Regions from separate parts of the Homo sapiens genome. Here regions 1, 3 and 4 are each linked to region 2. The links are chromatin contacts, found by Hi-C or POLR2A ChIA-PET in ENCODE. All regions are on one chromosome and are shown on one strand. Each heading gives the region's core, a stretch centred on a gene start or an enhancer-like site at or near the end of the contact. The rest is flanking DNA. Distances are from core to core; before and after follow the strand shown. Region 1 holds the start of ZFP36L1 (ZFP36 ring finger protein like 1). Region 2 holds the start of ZBTB25 (zinc finger and BTB domain containing 25). Region 3 holds the start of PCNX4 (pecanex 4). Region 4 overlaps RAD51B (RAD51 paralog B).

Evidence for each region. A loop is a pair of places that touch in the nucleus more often than their neighbours do. ChIA-PET counts read pairs that join two places held with the same protein, here RNA polymerase II (POLR2A). Pooled maps may share reads with other maps.
Region 1: a loop to region 2 is called in a map of CD8-positive, alpha-beta T cell, with 10 times the contacts of the local background. The contact joins the promoter of ZFP36L1 here to the promoter of ZBTB25 in region 2. A Hi-C loop is called at or near these places in 3 of 168 maps with a recorded cell type or tissue (CD8-positive, alpha-beta T cell and naive thymus-derived CD4-positive, alpha-beta T cell), 3 of 37 single-sample maps with no recorded cell type and 11 of 50 pooled maps. POLR2A ChIA-PET finds 5 or more read pairs at or near these places in 1 of 52 experiments (activated CD4-positive, alpha-beta T cell).
Region 3: a loop to region 2 is called in a pooled map, with 16 times the contacts of the local background. The contact joins the promoter of PCNX4 here to the promoter of ZBTB25 in region 2. A Hi-C loop is called at or near these places in 1 of 37 single-sample maps with no recorded cell type and 9 of 50 pooled maps. POLR2A ChIA-PET finds 5 or more read pairs at or near these places in 1 of 52 experiments (activated B cell).
Region 4: a loop to region 2 is called in a map with no recorded cell type, with 6 times the contacts of the local background. The contact joins the enhancer-like site here to the promoter of ZBTB25 in region 2. A Hi-C loop is called at or near these places in 1 of 168 maps with a recorded cell type or tissue (B cell), 1 of 37 single-sample maps with no recorded cell type and 4 of 50 pooled maps.

Annotation. Positions count from the first base shown.
Region 1 is chr14:68,790,908-68,794,320 of GRCh38, forward strand. ZFP36L1 (ZFP36 ring finger protein like 1) reads right to left here and starts at 2,160. Exons shown (of 2, transcript NM_004926.4): 1 at 1,975-2,160. The coding sequence starts at 2,031. RefSeq lists silencers at 2,318-2,387, 2,408-2,607.
Region 2 is chr14:64,501,586-64,505,387 of GRCh38, forward strand. ZBTB25 (zinc finger and BTB domain containing 25) reads right to left here and starts at 2,253. Exons shown (of 3, transcript NM_006977.5): 1 at 2,076-2,253. ZBTB1 (zinc finger and BTB domain containing 1) reads left to right here and starts at 3,185. Exons shown (of 2, transcript NM_001123329.2): 1 at 3,185-3,361. RefSeq lists enhancers at 1,385-1,504, 1,565-1,664, 2,435-2,524, 2,625-3,295 and silencers at 1,985-2,414, 3,015-3,274, 3,385-3,494.
Region 3 is chr14:60,090,204-60,093,735 of GRCh38, forward strand. PCNX4 (pecanex 4) reads left to right here and starts at 1,720. Exons shown (of 11, transcript NM_001330177.2): 1 at 1,720-2,216. It overlaps PCNX4-DT (PCNX4 divergent transcript), which reads right to left and starts at 1,543. Exons shown (of 5, transcript XR_943918.4): 1 at 1,500-1,543. RefSeq lists enhancers at 1,541-1,670, 1,761-1,950, 1,914-2,547.
Region 4 is chr14:68,282,335-68,285,927 of GRCh38, forward strand. The region is part of intron 7 of RAD51B (RAD51 paralog B); the gene reads left to right. Among named protein-coding and RNA genes, the nearest start is that of RAD51B-AS1, 400 kb to the right of the region's middle. RefSeq lists enhancers at 1,031-1,100, 2,837-2,886, 2,937-2,996, 3,157-3,206. Within about 2 kb of position 1,582, at least 18 of the 41 ENCODE cell types and tissues checked have a DNase peak (open chromatin) inside an H3K27ac peak, as active enhancers do; they include B cell, where a contact is called at or near this core.

The sequences.
Region 1 (3,413 bases), core at 910-3,409, 4.3 Mb after region 2:
AAGGAGTCTATCATAGGCTACGTTAGGTCCCCTTCCAATCAGTCTCTGCTTAATTGATACCCCCTCCTTCAAGACCTGGCCTAAGACTCTCAACTTCCTCCTTCAGAAGTGTTCCCTTCCTTTGGCAACAGGTTTTCAGACTGCCTTTGCTTTTTCTTGTGGGGAGGAGATTGGGGGCCTGGTCTGAGGTTGGGGGAGACAGGGATGTGATTCCTGAAAATAAAACTCTTTGCCCTAAGTTCCCGGAAGAGATATTTTCTACAATAATCTCTCTCACCATTTCCACTCAGCCCTAGCCCACCCCGCCCCCTTCACTGAGAAGATGCCTTTGCAATTAGTCTTTTGGCTGCAAGAGCAAGCTTGGATAAGAGCTCCAGTGTTTAATCTTTAACGCAAAGCTGCAGATGGAAAGGAAAAGGAAAGCACCAACCCCCCTACCCACCTCCTAGTCAATAGCGGATTGGGGGTGGTGGGGATGGGGGCAGAGCCACCAATGGCAGGTTTCTGTTCCAATAGGACCCTGGTCACCTGCCCAAATTGTACCCAAGATTTGGAAATGGTGCAGGTCAGGGACCTAGGAGTTAGTTCCCAGCCCATGTGGGTGTCATTGTGCAAATTCTAATGTTGGTCCCTTAGGATCAGCAGGGGGGGACCGGGAATCTGTAACTGCAACCACCCCACCGAGAGGATTACAGGAACCCAGTCGAGAGCTGGTTCCCAACAATGAGGTTCATTTAAAAAGTCGTGAGGGGGGAGGGGGGCCAAAGAAAGAAATAGATCAAAGAGCGGGAGAGTCGAGAAAAGAAGGAAGAAATGTTGGGGAGCGCTGGCAGCCGGGCTGGCAAGTGGAGTTTGGGAATGTGCAGGGAGGGAAGGAAGCTGAAAAATTCAAACTTTTTAAATGCTACTCTTCAGCTCCTCGGCGTCCCTGCACCCCAACCCTGCAGCCCTGGGGCGTTGGCAGCTGCACCAACAGGAGCAGCAAGCTGGGAAAACAGAGCAACATGACCCGACGTGTTAAGAGAAGGCAAAACACTTCAGCAATTAAAAAGTAGCCCAGCAGCTTCACCCTTTCAAATTGGGAGGGGGAGGTTGGAAAGAAATTTAACAACATCCATAGACTTTTGCTATGTACATTTAAACCGCAGTCCTGGAACATTCCGAGTTTAAAACTTGCTTTTTCAACACTGGCTGACAAGCAACATGTTTTAAGGAGCCCCCCATTAAATCCTTACTCGCGGGACTCTCGAGTTCAAGCCAGCATTTTGTCGCCACCTCCCCCCCCAACCCCGCCCGCAATCGATGAGCCGCAATGCCTCGGCAACACAGGTAAGCGGGTCAACCTGAATGCCTCTTTCACCCCAAAGTTTGCTGCACGATCGGCTATCGCGGGAAGAAGCCCAACGGAGCTAGGGCGGACTCAAGCCCCACTGCAAACTTGTTCTGCAACATCTTTTTGAATCACAACTTGGCCTTTCTTCCTCGCATATCCCCAGCTCCCCCCAAAGAGTGGAGGAAAACATTGTCCCGAGACTCACTTCCCCGAGGGACCTCCCACTCCCAACCCCACGGGTGGGTAATGCCGCTGGACAGACCTAGGGCGCAGACTGGGAACCCGATCAGACCAGCAAACCTGGGATCCAGCAGCACGTTACGTAAAACAGGATCGCCCAAAACTTGTCCCAATCCCAGCCCTCCCCCCGAAGCCCCCGGGCTGCCCTGCCAGGCAAACTTCGCCCCTCAAAACCCTGGCCTCCAGATTCACATGTAATCCCCGCCAGCAACTGTTGAAACTCAAAGGGTGGGAAGGACGGGGCCAAATTCCTTCAAACTTGGGAGAAATGCCGGAGGAGAAAAGAATCATCTCGCTGCACCACTTTCCCCATTGCCTTCCAAGACCCAAACTTTTGGGGGTTCTTTCTTAAGGCAAAAGAAAAAGACTTTTTGAAAAGCAAATGCTCCGCCCCCCTTTACCTTGCATAAAACTTCGCTCAAGTCGAAGATGGTGGCAGACACGAGGGTGGTGGTCATCCTGTGCGTTCGCGCGAGCCAGGGGCGAGGATCTGGTGTGTCGCGAAGGTCCCGGTGCGGGGAAGGCGCAGCCTCTCCTGTCTGGAGTCCCACACGCCAGTTCCCGGCGCCCCTCGCCTTTCTGACTCCGGGCTGGGGCGCGCAAAGCCCAATTTATAAAGTTCAGATTTGGTGGGCCGGGGGGAGGAGGAGCTTTAAACTTATTTAAATGAGGAAGAGGAGGAAAAAGAAGTTGATTGACACTGGAGTTGAATCAGCCATGCGGTCAGGCGGGGAGGGGGGGCAGGGGGAGGAGAAGAAACTTTCAAAAGGAAGAAGGGGGAGGGGAGACGAGAAAAGAAGGCGGAAAAAAAAAACCCCACTGTGAGCCGCGCACAACTTTTTTTTTTTTTTCTTTAAGAGGAAAAGTTTCAAGTCGGCTGACTTCCCTACCCGGCGCTTCAGGCGCCCCCTCTCCGGGGCCGCGCGGGCGCAGAGCGGGAGGGGCGCGCCCCCTCCTTTGTCAGCCTCAGAGCGCGGCTGTGACGTCACTCATTCCACTCCCTCCGGGGTTCTTGTTGTCATGTTGTTGTTTTTTGTTGGGCAGGAAGGCGGGCTCGACTTTCTCTTTTTGCCAGCGGGAGCTGAAGCCCGTCCTTAGCGCCCGGGCCGCGGTTTCCATCTTGAGCTGGCGGTCTCCTTGAAACTTCCCCAAGTGTCTGCACAACTTACCTTTTCCCGACTTCTCTTCGACACTCGGCTCCCTTCGGCAAACCGGGCAGGCCGAGGACATTAGAAATTTGGGACGCACAGAATGTTCAAGCCTAGGATTTTATGTTGCTGTTTTTTTTCCAGCGGGGCGTAGGGTGGGGCGCGCTGCTGGGGGGACTAGGGAAACTTTTTCCCCAGGAGGACATGGTCTGGCGGGGGCGAGCGCGGCACAATTTAGTGCGCCGCACGCGTCGACACTCGCGCTCGCTTTGCAGCCGGCGCTCTCCGGGTGTGGGCGGGTGGGGGGCGCCGCAAAAAAAGACCACAACCCGGGACGATTGTTTGTTTTACCAGGCCTAGGCGTGCCGTTTCTTTTCACGCATCCAATCTTTAAACTTTTTAGTCAAGAAAACCCTAATCCTTCCTGAATGCCCCTTCCTCCCAGAAAAAGCCCACCGAGCAACTCACTACTTTCCACGCGCGCTCCGAATTCTGGGCGGCGCCACAACCCTCCCTCCTCCTCCATCCTCCCCACACACACCTCAAGACTCTAGAACAATGAAAAAAGGTTACTTTGGTAAGAATGAAGGTAAAGAGGTGGAGGGAGGCGGCACTTTTAACTTATTGTTGCTTCTCTCTCGCCCCCACCGGAGTGGAACATATGGCTTGTCACGCTGCGCCGTTTTGGCGGG
Region 2 (3,802 bases), core at 1,003-3,502:
GGAAAAACCCTGCAATAATATAAAACCCCCAACTCTTTTCTGGCCCTGTTATTGCTAAAATGGACAAGTTGGTCAGGCACCACCTACGGACCATAGCAAATAAATCACTTTGGTTCAGTGGTGGGGAGGACATTATGCAACACTTCCCAGCACAGCCCTGGCCAGGATATTTTACGGCCAAGGCACCTCCTCCCCAGCTAGACAGCCTGGCTCCTTCACATTCCCCTCAGGAGATAGGGTGGAAGCTCACAGCTCCACTTTGTAAGGCATAGAGGGCAGCTGAAAGTCCTGCTTGGCCTCTCTGGGCAACCACAGGCGCCAATAAATCAGCCACAGGCGATTCTCTCATTCCCTTCCCGGCTGAAACAGGAGCAAGATATAATGCAAAACAGCACTGATTGGACTTGAGAGATAAGCGATCTAGGCTTAAATTCTACTGCGAATGACTGTATTACCACAGCCCAGGTAATGAGCCTGTTTCCTCAGGCTTGTAACATGAAGACAGTACCATCTCCTTTTTGGTAAAGACACAAAGTTCATCTACGAAAGCAGCTAGTATGATACTTGGCCCACTGCAAGTACTCAGTAAACAGCGGCCAACTTGAGCAGAATCCATCTCTACTACATGCAAATAAGACATTCAAGGTAGGACTGGACAAAAAAGGTGTTAGCAGGTTACGTGGGTTCCTTTCTGTTTTCTTCCTGACCACACCTTGATATTTCACTGACTGCCAGCTCTCAGAATTAATCTGTTCCATGTCATATCCCATCAGTGTTCTGTTCCCTATTAAGGAGTTGATGTCCGATAACGGATTCACGATTTACCCTTAACTAAAATATATCCAGATTGTTAAAGAAGACTTTGATGCCTTAACATAAGGAAGCAACCAATGCTGCAAATAATAGAGAACAGCAATGAAACTTTCAGGGGTGGCTGGGGGGTGTAGGCTTTTAGTTCCAAAAATACACCATAGGCGGCCTACCTCACCTAGAAATACCATCAAACCCACACAGTGGCCATGCCTGACTTCTCCATAACCTGAATCAAGCCAAGTATATATAATGACCTCCGCCGGATACATTCTCTACAGGTGAGTGGGGTAAACTGGCACTGCGGTCCTGGCATGGTGGAGAGTGCAATCACCAAGGTGTCTGGAGCCTTGGAGTCTTAGCTATCAAGAGGTGTAGCTAGCTCCAGCTACATCACGCTCTTCAGGCCTGGTGTCTTCTCTGTAAAACGAGAGGGATGAAACAGATTTTCTATAAGGCACCTCTCGGCTCTAAAATTTAAGATTCCAAAGTGTACTTTACATACATGACAGAATCTTGTGAGAGGATCAACAGCTCTGCCAGGACTTGAGTCTCAAGAGAAAGAATGCCAAATTTAATCCCTTGGGGTGATGCGGGCGCTAACTGTTGAAACATGCTAGGTGCCGTCAGGTTCCAGGTACTACGTTGTGCTATGCGCTGCCTCCGCAACTGGTAACAACTGATTACTCCAAATACTGAGTGCCAGAGAAGACGGTGATAAGATGGGTCAAGCTTCAAAAAGAAAAACCGGATATGCTTAGAACAAGATAAACATAATTTGAAGATAGAAAAGGGGGGGATGTCTTCTTGCCCTAGAAACGAGGTAATCACAAGCTGGGAGTGGAAACAGTAGCCGCAGCGTCCTCCCAGCATCTGGAAAGTCGCCCGCTCGTAAGAGGGGTCGGCGCTACCCGAGGGAGGCCGCAGGCCTACTGGGGTTTCCTGCTGGGGGTCGCACCCGGACCCGCGGCCGGGACGGCTCTGCACCTTCGCGGCACCCCGTGTGCCACCCTGAATCAGGCCCCGGCAGCCGCTCCTACGAGCAGCAAAGGGTGGTTCTGGGTATTGTCGGCCCAGCGCTCACTCGCGGATGTATTTTCCTCCTGTGCCCTGCCTGACATCTCAATCGGACCAAAAACACCCCTCTCCCCAGCTACTTGCATCTGTCCCGCGACTGGTGCAGCTGCAGGCCGCCGCCCTGGGTGGCTCGCGGCAGGAGGGACTGAGCCCGGGGCAGCCCACAGGGGCAGGACCGCGTCGCTTACCCAGATGCCGCCGCGGCGGCAGGCCGACTCCTCCGTGCAGGAGGGGCGGGCTCCCAAGCCGCGCACTGCAAGCAGTGGCGCCGGCTCACGCACCCCTCGGCCGCCTCTCGCGCGGCTTCCCGCGCCGGCAGCCCGCGATGGCCCCACGTGACCGCGTGTCTGGTAGCAGGGGAAAGAGGGGCGCCAGGGCCGGGGTGTGCGTGCGTGCGTGCGTGCGTACGTGCGCGCCCTCCCGCCCGCCCGCCTCAGTGGCCGGGCGGGGGTCGGCCCGCGCTCTGAGTGCCGCCGCCACAGTTCGCAGTTGTGACTCTGTAGGCGGAAGCATAGGGACAAGCCTGAGCGTCACAGGCTCCCCACAAACAACCGCGTGACCCGGGGACTTTCCCCAGGGTGTGCAAAAGCACAGGCACCCCCTCAGTTCTGGGGTGAAGGTGGGGGTGGGGAAGGATGCGCCCGCGTGTTCGCTGGGGAAGGGATGAGGGCGCGGGGCCAGGGAGGCCGAGCCGCGGGAGCCTGGGTGGAGAGGCGGACTGGGCGAGGTGGGGCATGGCGGGGGAAGTGACTCAGGGCCAGAGGCAGCAGGCCCACGGAAGGTGGGGTCGGGGGGGCGCGGGGACTGGGCGACCCTGAACCGACGGGGCAGGGCGAGGTTGCCGGAGCACTCGAGGCGGACCGCGAGTGACGGCCCAGCTGCTGGGCCCAACGGGCAGGGGTCTGACATCTGGACGGAGTGGGAAAGCAGCCTCGCATCCTGCCCTGGGGAGTCGGGAGGAGCCCAGTTCCATCCAGCTGTGCAAACAGGAGGAGGAGGAGGTCCCAAGCCTACCCTTGAGAGGGGCAAGAGGGGTGGTCAAGCCGCCGCCGCCGCGACGGCCCCCGCGGTGCGGGTTGCGCCAGCCTCCTCGGAGCTCGACGCAGAAACTTGTTGCAACAAACAGGCGACCGCGGGTGCCCCTAGCAGCCAGCGGCAGAGTGGGTGGGCGGGCGAGAGGGAGGGGAAGGCTGGCGGACGCCGCAGCGAACTGGTGGGCAGACCCGGAGTCGCCGCGTAAGCGGGGCCGGCTCAGTGCGGTGCGGCAGGCGCGGCTGTGCGGCAGCGGAAGTCCTTTGTTGCAGCACAGTCCCTGGCAGAGCCAGAGCCTCTCCGCGCAGCCCAGCCCGAGCGCCGAGCGCCGCGCGCCGCCGCCACTGCAGCTCGCGGCCCCTTCGCCTTCGCCCGCCTTTCCCGCGGCTGATTTGCCTTAAACTCCCTAAAATCTCCGCAGCTCTGGTTCCTGTTGCGGCCGGTAAGTATTTGCCAGTTGTGGGGCTATTTGCGCAACTTTGGCCCAGGCCGGAGGGCGACGGGCCGCGGGCCTGGCGGAGTGCGGGGCCGGAGGGGCGCCGATCCGTGCGGGGAGCCGGAGCGCGGCGGACGCGCTGCGAGGACCCGGTGACGGGCGGCTGCCAGGCCGCCTGCTTGTTGCCGGCGCGTCAGGTCCCGGGCGTGCGGCCTCCCTGAGTCGGAGGCGAAGCCCCTACGGAGACTAGTTCCCAAATTAGTTACCTTCTTTTCTTTCTTTCTCTGCCTTTATTTTTTTCGAGGGGGGAGGGGAGGTGTAGACGGGAGGCGGGAGAACCCGGTTGATTGACGTGCCTAGAGCCCGCTTCTCTCAACTTACAGCTGCGGCTCGGCGGCGGGTGGGAGGGGAAGTGTCCCGGAGCCCGAGGCTGCAGACTTGGGCGCG
Region 3 (3,532 bases), core at 470-2,969, 4.4 Mb before region 2:
GCAATTAGTGTAGTTCCTGACAAATAGGAACCACTATTCCCTTCACTATTTCAATAAATGTTGAATGAATATTTTATACACAGCTAACCAAAGGGCTTGTACCATATGCCCTACTAATTTTATTCTAAGAAAGCACGATGTTCAAATATATTTGAAAAACAGCAGATATTTCAACAATAAACATGTTAATTCTGCTTGGGTCATATGTAATGCCCATGAGAAGAACAAGCATAAATACAGACTCTCTACATAAAGATAATAGCTCATCCTTACTAAGCACTTAAGCTGTGCCATTTACTCTGCTAAGCAATTTACAATTATTTGATTTAATCCAATGACATAACTCTCTGCGGGTTAAGTTCTATTATTTGCCTTATTTTACAAGATATGGGGAAACTGAGCACTAGAGAAATTACATAACCTCAAGATCTCACAAGTAGTAAGCAGTAGTGCCAGGGTTTCAACCCAGACTTCCTGACTCTGGAGCCTCCACTCTTAATTACATGAAACTCAGACTTCTTGGCGGTAAGTGATGCTTCCGAGATGCTTAATGTGGTACTCTGACCCGCAATGAGTGAGCTTCAATGAGAAAAACTATGGATGGACCAACAGCACGTTTTCCCATATTCTATCAAATCGTGAAGATACCAAACTATGAAAGGGTCTACCTGCAAATTAAGTCCTTGAAGACAAGTATATGTATATCCGGGGTTTTCTTCCACATGCTTTCAACACACTACACTTTTGCTCTGGACACAATATCTTAAAAATAAATAAATAAAGCTTTGGCTTTTAATATGAACACAGTAATTATTTTTCTATTACGACCTGAAAACCTAAATACTTAAATACAAAGTCAGCATTTCCAAGACAGCCAAGAGCCAAGAATTAAAAAAAAAAAAAAATTAAGGCCGCATTTATAGTTTTGAGGAATGGAGATCCAAACAAAACAGTCCACAAGTCATCTTGGACGCTGAAGTGTGCAGAACTGCTAGGGCATCTACCCAATCACATGGGGGAATTGCGGGTACCTTGATACCGACAAGTTAGCTTCAAAGTTCCCTTACCCGAGCCTCTAAATCAGCTGAGACCAATCATTGTTAACGCTCTCCGGGGCCGTCTTGAGGACTCCCAGTTGGCAATCTGGAACGTGTCCAGAACTTGGTGGGGCGGGGGGGGGATCATATTTCGTGGAGAATGGGGGAGGTGAGCCCTGGGTATAGGGATAACTTTTTAACTAGCGTTAATTGGGGTCTTTGCGGCCAGGCTGTAAAGATTCCCGCCACACTAATATGAATCAGCCATGGCCTTTTAATTGGAACGCCGGAACTCTGCCTTGTTTTATTAATATCTTAATAACACGTTTCTATAATGGACATGTTGGTTCCTTGTATTTTAAAACGCAGCCACAAACTGAGGCGATAGCGATCACGTTATGCAGTCCCCAATCGTCCAAGCCGAATAGGCTGCATGAAGTATCACTCAAAAACATTCATTACCGTCGGTGTGTTGAGTGGTAACGCCAGTGTGCGAATTCATTAATGGAAATCACGGGACCCCGAGCGGTTGGAGATCTGCCACACCCCTCTGCCTGCGTTAAGACAGCCTGACCCGACCTCTGGTAAATTAATGCGCAAAATGGCGGTTGCACGTCTGTTTCCCCACCCCGGCGCACAATCCTGAGGAAGGACGTCACGTCACCAGGGCAACGACGCTCTTGCGTAAAGGCCCGGCCCAAGGGAACGTTCAGGGCGTCTCGGCTTTCCCCGCTGCTGCTTCTGCTAGGCCCAGTGCGAGACCAGAGCACGAGCGACTCCCGTCGTCCCCGGCCAGGCAGATGTTGGCCTAGTCCTGGCGCGAACGAAGCGCGCTATTTCCCTGCTTCCTCTAGGCCAAGCCTGCTTTACGGCAGGGCCCGCCTCGGGAGCGAGCACAGACCGGGGCAGCGAGGCCAGCCAGGCGCCGACGAGGTCCCCGAACGCGCACGCGCTCCGTTCAGCTCCGGGTGGCGGCCGCCGGAGTAGACGTTAGCCATGGAAACCGAGAGCTGGCCCGGGCGGGGCCGCGGTGAGCTCGTTATTCGGCCGCCGCAGCTTTTCTGCCTCCGCATTCGGGCACTAACCAACCTCCCGGCGGGAGCGCCCAGCCCGAGTTTACCTGCAAAAATGCGGTCCCTGGGATGCCTTCGCGTCTTCTCTTCCCTCGGGTGACTTGAGGTACGTTCGTTGTCCGACGTCCACCTCGGGACTTCTTCGGCATCTTAATGTCCAAGCCTGTGCGGAGAGCCAAGTTGTTCTAGGGGCTTTCATTGCCACAAGAAACATATTTTTCGTTTTTCGTTGCAAAACCTTTAAGTGCAATTATTGCGCTTAATGAACTCAGTCATTAGAGATAGTAATTCAGTGTGATTTTAACTTTCCTTTGAAAGACTACTTTAGCCTGTTGAATTGTAGCATTTTGTTTCTAAGAGACTCGTACGAAATGGAATATGGCACACCCACCCGGAGCTGTGTCCGTTAGGTAGAACTGTACTCTCGCAATATCTCCAACTAAACCTCTTTTGTCCGAATTGTTCAACTCATGGCCCCCTGAACGTGAAGCGCTCCTTCCCCACTGATCTCGACCTCTGTCCCCACAACCTCTTGTCTCTCCAGGACCAGAATTTACTCCAGTGAATCGGAAGTTGTTTTCCATGCCGCTGAATTGGTTATCTGCTCTGTATCCATCATTTTTCACTTACTCATTTTTTACTATTTTTAGGTGTTTGTTTTCTTCATTAAATCATTCCTGCAGTTAGGGCAAAGACTGCCCTTCATGTTATTTGGTATCCACCGCCACTCACGCCAAATCCCCAGACCTTTAGCATAGCATCCAGTTCAGATGTTGCCTTTTCACGAATTTAACTGTTTGTAGCATCTGTTGGCTGCTCCTAAATTTCCTACTTAAAGAGCTGCCTTCTAATTATTAACTGCTGTGGAAAATACCAATCAGGGAAGCTTTTTCTTTTTTAAGAGCTTTATTGAGATGTAATTTACATTCAATACAATTCACCCATTTATAGAATTGTGCAACCCTTACCACAGTCAAGTTTGGAACATTTTCATCACCCCAAAAAGAAACCTTTTACCCTCAGCAGTCACCACCTCCCTCCCCCCATTATCCTTACCCCACCAGCCATAAGCAATTACTAATCTGTTTTCTGTCCCCATAAATTTGCTTATTTTGGACATTTCACATAGACGGGAAAATACAATATGTGGCCTTTTGTAACGGGCTTTCACTTAGTGTGTTTTCAAGGTTCAGCCATGTTGTAGAATGTATGAGTACTTCATTCCTTTTTATAGTCTAATTTCATTGTGTGGATATATCACATTTATCCATTCATTGATGGACATTTGGGTTGTTTTCATTTTTTGGCTGTTAGTAATATTTCTTCTATGAATCTTTTGTGTACAGATTTTTGTGTAGACATATATGTTTTTATCTCTGTTGGGTGTATACCTGAGAGTAGAATTACTGGGTTATATGGTAA
Region 4 (3,593 bases), core at 332-2,831, 3.8 Mb after region 2:
TAGTAACCATGATAGAAGATCTCCACTCCAAGGGCATCACCGTGGGAGGAAGCCTGCCCCTACTTACCATGTAAATATTTAGCCATTTCAATATATTTGTTCTGGACTTGTTCTTCTTATGTGTGTCTCCTGTGTTGAGTCTGTTTAATTGTAGGTTATTATTGTGTGTCTATATTGATGTCATTTCTTTAAGTACAGACACAGACAGCATTGCTTCAGCTGCCCCCACCCCTCCTTTTAAAAATAACACCTTACACAATATCCCTTCCTTGAGGACATCAAATAAATAACTTTTGTTCAAGAGCATATCTGATGAGGTGGCTAACTTGGAAATTTGTTCCTAGGCAGACCTTGTGACCTCTGTTTCAATACATAGTGAGTGGCCTTTGCTCCCATTTTATGCTACAGATTCACTCTGGAGATAGAATTGGTTGCACCTCTCCAGGCAGTGAGTTTGGAGAGCCCTTGGTGGTTAGGATGCCATTTGTGCTGGTGGCACAGAAATACAAGCAGTAAGCCCAGAGTTGCTTACTCTCCACTGGAGGTTTCTCAGAGGCTGGGGGGGACCCGAGACTCCTCTGCTTCAACTCCGCTCTACTATATGCCACTGGAAGTGTAGCTGAGGCTGAAGGGTATCAATGTTGGTATTTATCAGGTTGGACTCCCCCAAGTGCCCTATTTTCATACCTCCAAGGAGCAAGTGATTCAACAGAACTGTTTTCTTGGCCTCAAATGAGTCTAAGAAGGGGAAATCACTTAATACCAGCCGTCTGTGAGGGACCGATCACAAAGCTGTGTCTTTCTAATCCTCCTTGTAAATCAAAGGGAGGGGAATCCCCAGAGCCCAGGAGTACACATGAATAGAAAGCACCACAGGTAATAAAAACACCTAAAAAGGTCAGCAGAAACTCGGGGAGCTGCTGGAAATTCACCTCCTCTGCCTTTCTATGGGACTCAGTGGGCAGTGATCAGGTAGCAGGCAAGGATACCCAACTACACACCAAAGCAACTTGGCCACAGGACACGTACAGTGCAGCAGAAGGCTGGTAGGATAGTTTCTTCCACATCCATGTGAACCTCAGAGTCATCTGACCATTGGCCTTGTTCTCTTCCAGGTTCTAGCTGGCCAGAGACTTTTTTGGCCTCATACTAACTGCAAAATTGCACACAGTTGGCGAATACACCACTGGAAGCCACTGTGGCTGCATTGTCACAGTTCACCAATTGTGCATGTTATTTCCTGCAGTGGGCCCAAGATCACTGACAGGATGCCGTCGGGGTTGGGCTGAAGGTGGAAACAGCACACTAGCTTGCTGTTTGTGGCCTCTTTACAACTGCCGGCCCCATCTGAGATCCGGAACCAACACGTGCTAACCTCAGCCCATTGGGGCCAGTGGGGCAGCCAGCAGTGGAACCATAGCTCTCCACACCTATGTCTATGGCACGGTAGCTGCCGGCCCACAGTTTCCACTGCATCCCCTTGCATGTGCACCCCAAGAGAAGTAGGCCAAAGAGAAAGCTGCCTTAGGGAGCCACATGGTTATCTTGTGTGTTTACTTTTGCCAAATGGCAGACACAATTCTACTTCAATGCATTTTTCTGAACTCAGTGGTCAAAAGTAGCACGGAAGCACTACTTGCGTCAGCCCCCTCTGTGATTGAGCGAGTGTGTGCTTGTGCAAAGCTGAGGAGATTTTTTTTCACCTCCTCCTTCTGCATTCCCTCAGACTGAGCCACTCTCTTCTTTAGGGGCTCCCCTACTAGGCAGAGTGTTTCTCTAGCTTTGCCTGTGGATTTCACAGTGAAATCTACAGAAGACAGTTTTCCTCAGGGCTGATAATAAGAGGTATGAACTTATTAAGATTGGAAGCATTCTCACCATAAACACAAATTATTTCAAGTTGCTCCTTCATCCCCTTTTCCTTGGCCACTGCCATTGGTTCTGTGTAGGATGGATTTCTTAAGGTTGAAGATAAGCAATGCAAAGGTGGAATTTTGAGTACAGCACTCATCCTAATGTGGGTGAAATATATGAAACATTTATTCTAAGCAGACTGCTACATTAACAGTTGTTATACATTCATTCTCTGCATATCTTTTGTGGACTCAACACTTTTAGGTACAGAGAGGTTAGGAGAATTTCCCAGAATTGCACAGCAGGTTAGTGACAGTGCCAGAAATAAAAGTCTGCCTGACTCCCACACCCATGTTTTCTTCAAGCCAAATTGAAGTTTGGCCTCTTCTCCACAAATATTTCACAAGAAAAATTCCCCACAGCCTTTCAGAATTTCCCAGAAAACAATTGTTGTGCAGTCCTTCAAGATGGAAATGGCAGGCTGGAATATTGAAACCTTATCAGCTTTTATTCTAGAACTGACAGTTGATATTTTCTGAGCTGAAGCTAAGATAAAAGTTTATTTTTGTGTTTTTTTTTTTTAATCGTGGAATGATTTTTGATTTTCCAGAGCATGGCAAAACTAAGCCAGCAAATACTAAAACCACATTTGTTTTTGTGACGCTCAAACTCCGTAACAAATATTGGGTATCTCTATACAAAGCTGGATGTGGACAGGAAGGGTTTGGGATGGGGAGAGGCATGCGTCTGGGAGCGTGGCCTTTCTGGACCTACCCTGTTCTCACTCTCTTCCTTCTGCCTCTTGCCCTCATTGCTTTCCTTATTCTCTTTCTTCCTCTTGTCTCCTTCTCACCTCCAGCTCCTACCACAGCAGACAGGTTGGGGCAGACACCGTCATGGTTGGGGAGCAGGAGGACAGCATGGGGAAAACCACTCCAGGCCTTTCTCTCAAACCTTAGTGATGAAAGGACTCAATGGACCTGAACAATTTCTCACAGGAAAGTTCCGGTCTCTGTCTCCTTAAAAGCAAGGCATTCAGTAACCCTTAACAGAGCCAGGATTAAAACTTGAATTTCTGACTTATCCCAGGCCTCTGTTTGGATAGAAAGGCTAGGTCACTGTCATATATGGCAATTAGGATCACTTCAGATACAAAAGTAACATTTTTAAAGCTGTGCCTTAAGCAGAGAGACCATTTTTAGTACAAAAAGGAAAAAAAGATTAACTGTGCCTTCAGAGCTGATGAAAGGCAGAGCCTCGTCACTTTGAAAGCATTGGATTTAGTGCCAGGCGGGTTGGTGAGTAGACTCAGCACCCACATTCTCTTCTTGCGTCTCTCTCTGGCCACCCAGATTATCCAGGGGCTGCTGTTTACTTGAGAGCTAGAAGTATCAGGACGGACTATCACTGCACCTCGCCATCCTGGCCCAGTTAAAGTGATTTTGAAACTTCCTGATGTGTGTTAGATTGTGGCAGGTTTCTGCCAGGGAGTGGGCGGGAGGAGGAAGCAGGTGTTTTTATGGGCTAGAAATGCCCCTGAGATGCCTGAGGTTGCTTCGTGAATCCTCTAGCCCAGCCTACCCCTTCAACTCTGTTGCACAGAGACATGAGTTCCATGAAAAATTTAGTTTCAAAACTTCCCGTGGGCGCCGGAAATGATAACCACATGTTATCAAGAGCCACTGAAAACCACCAAAAATTTGTCAAAATTCATATAAGATTGCCTCACATACTTGACT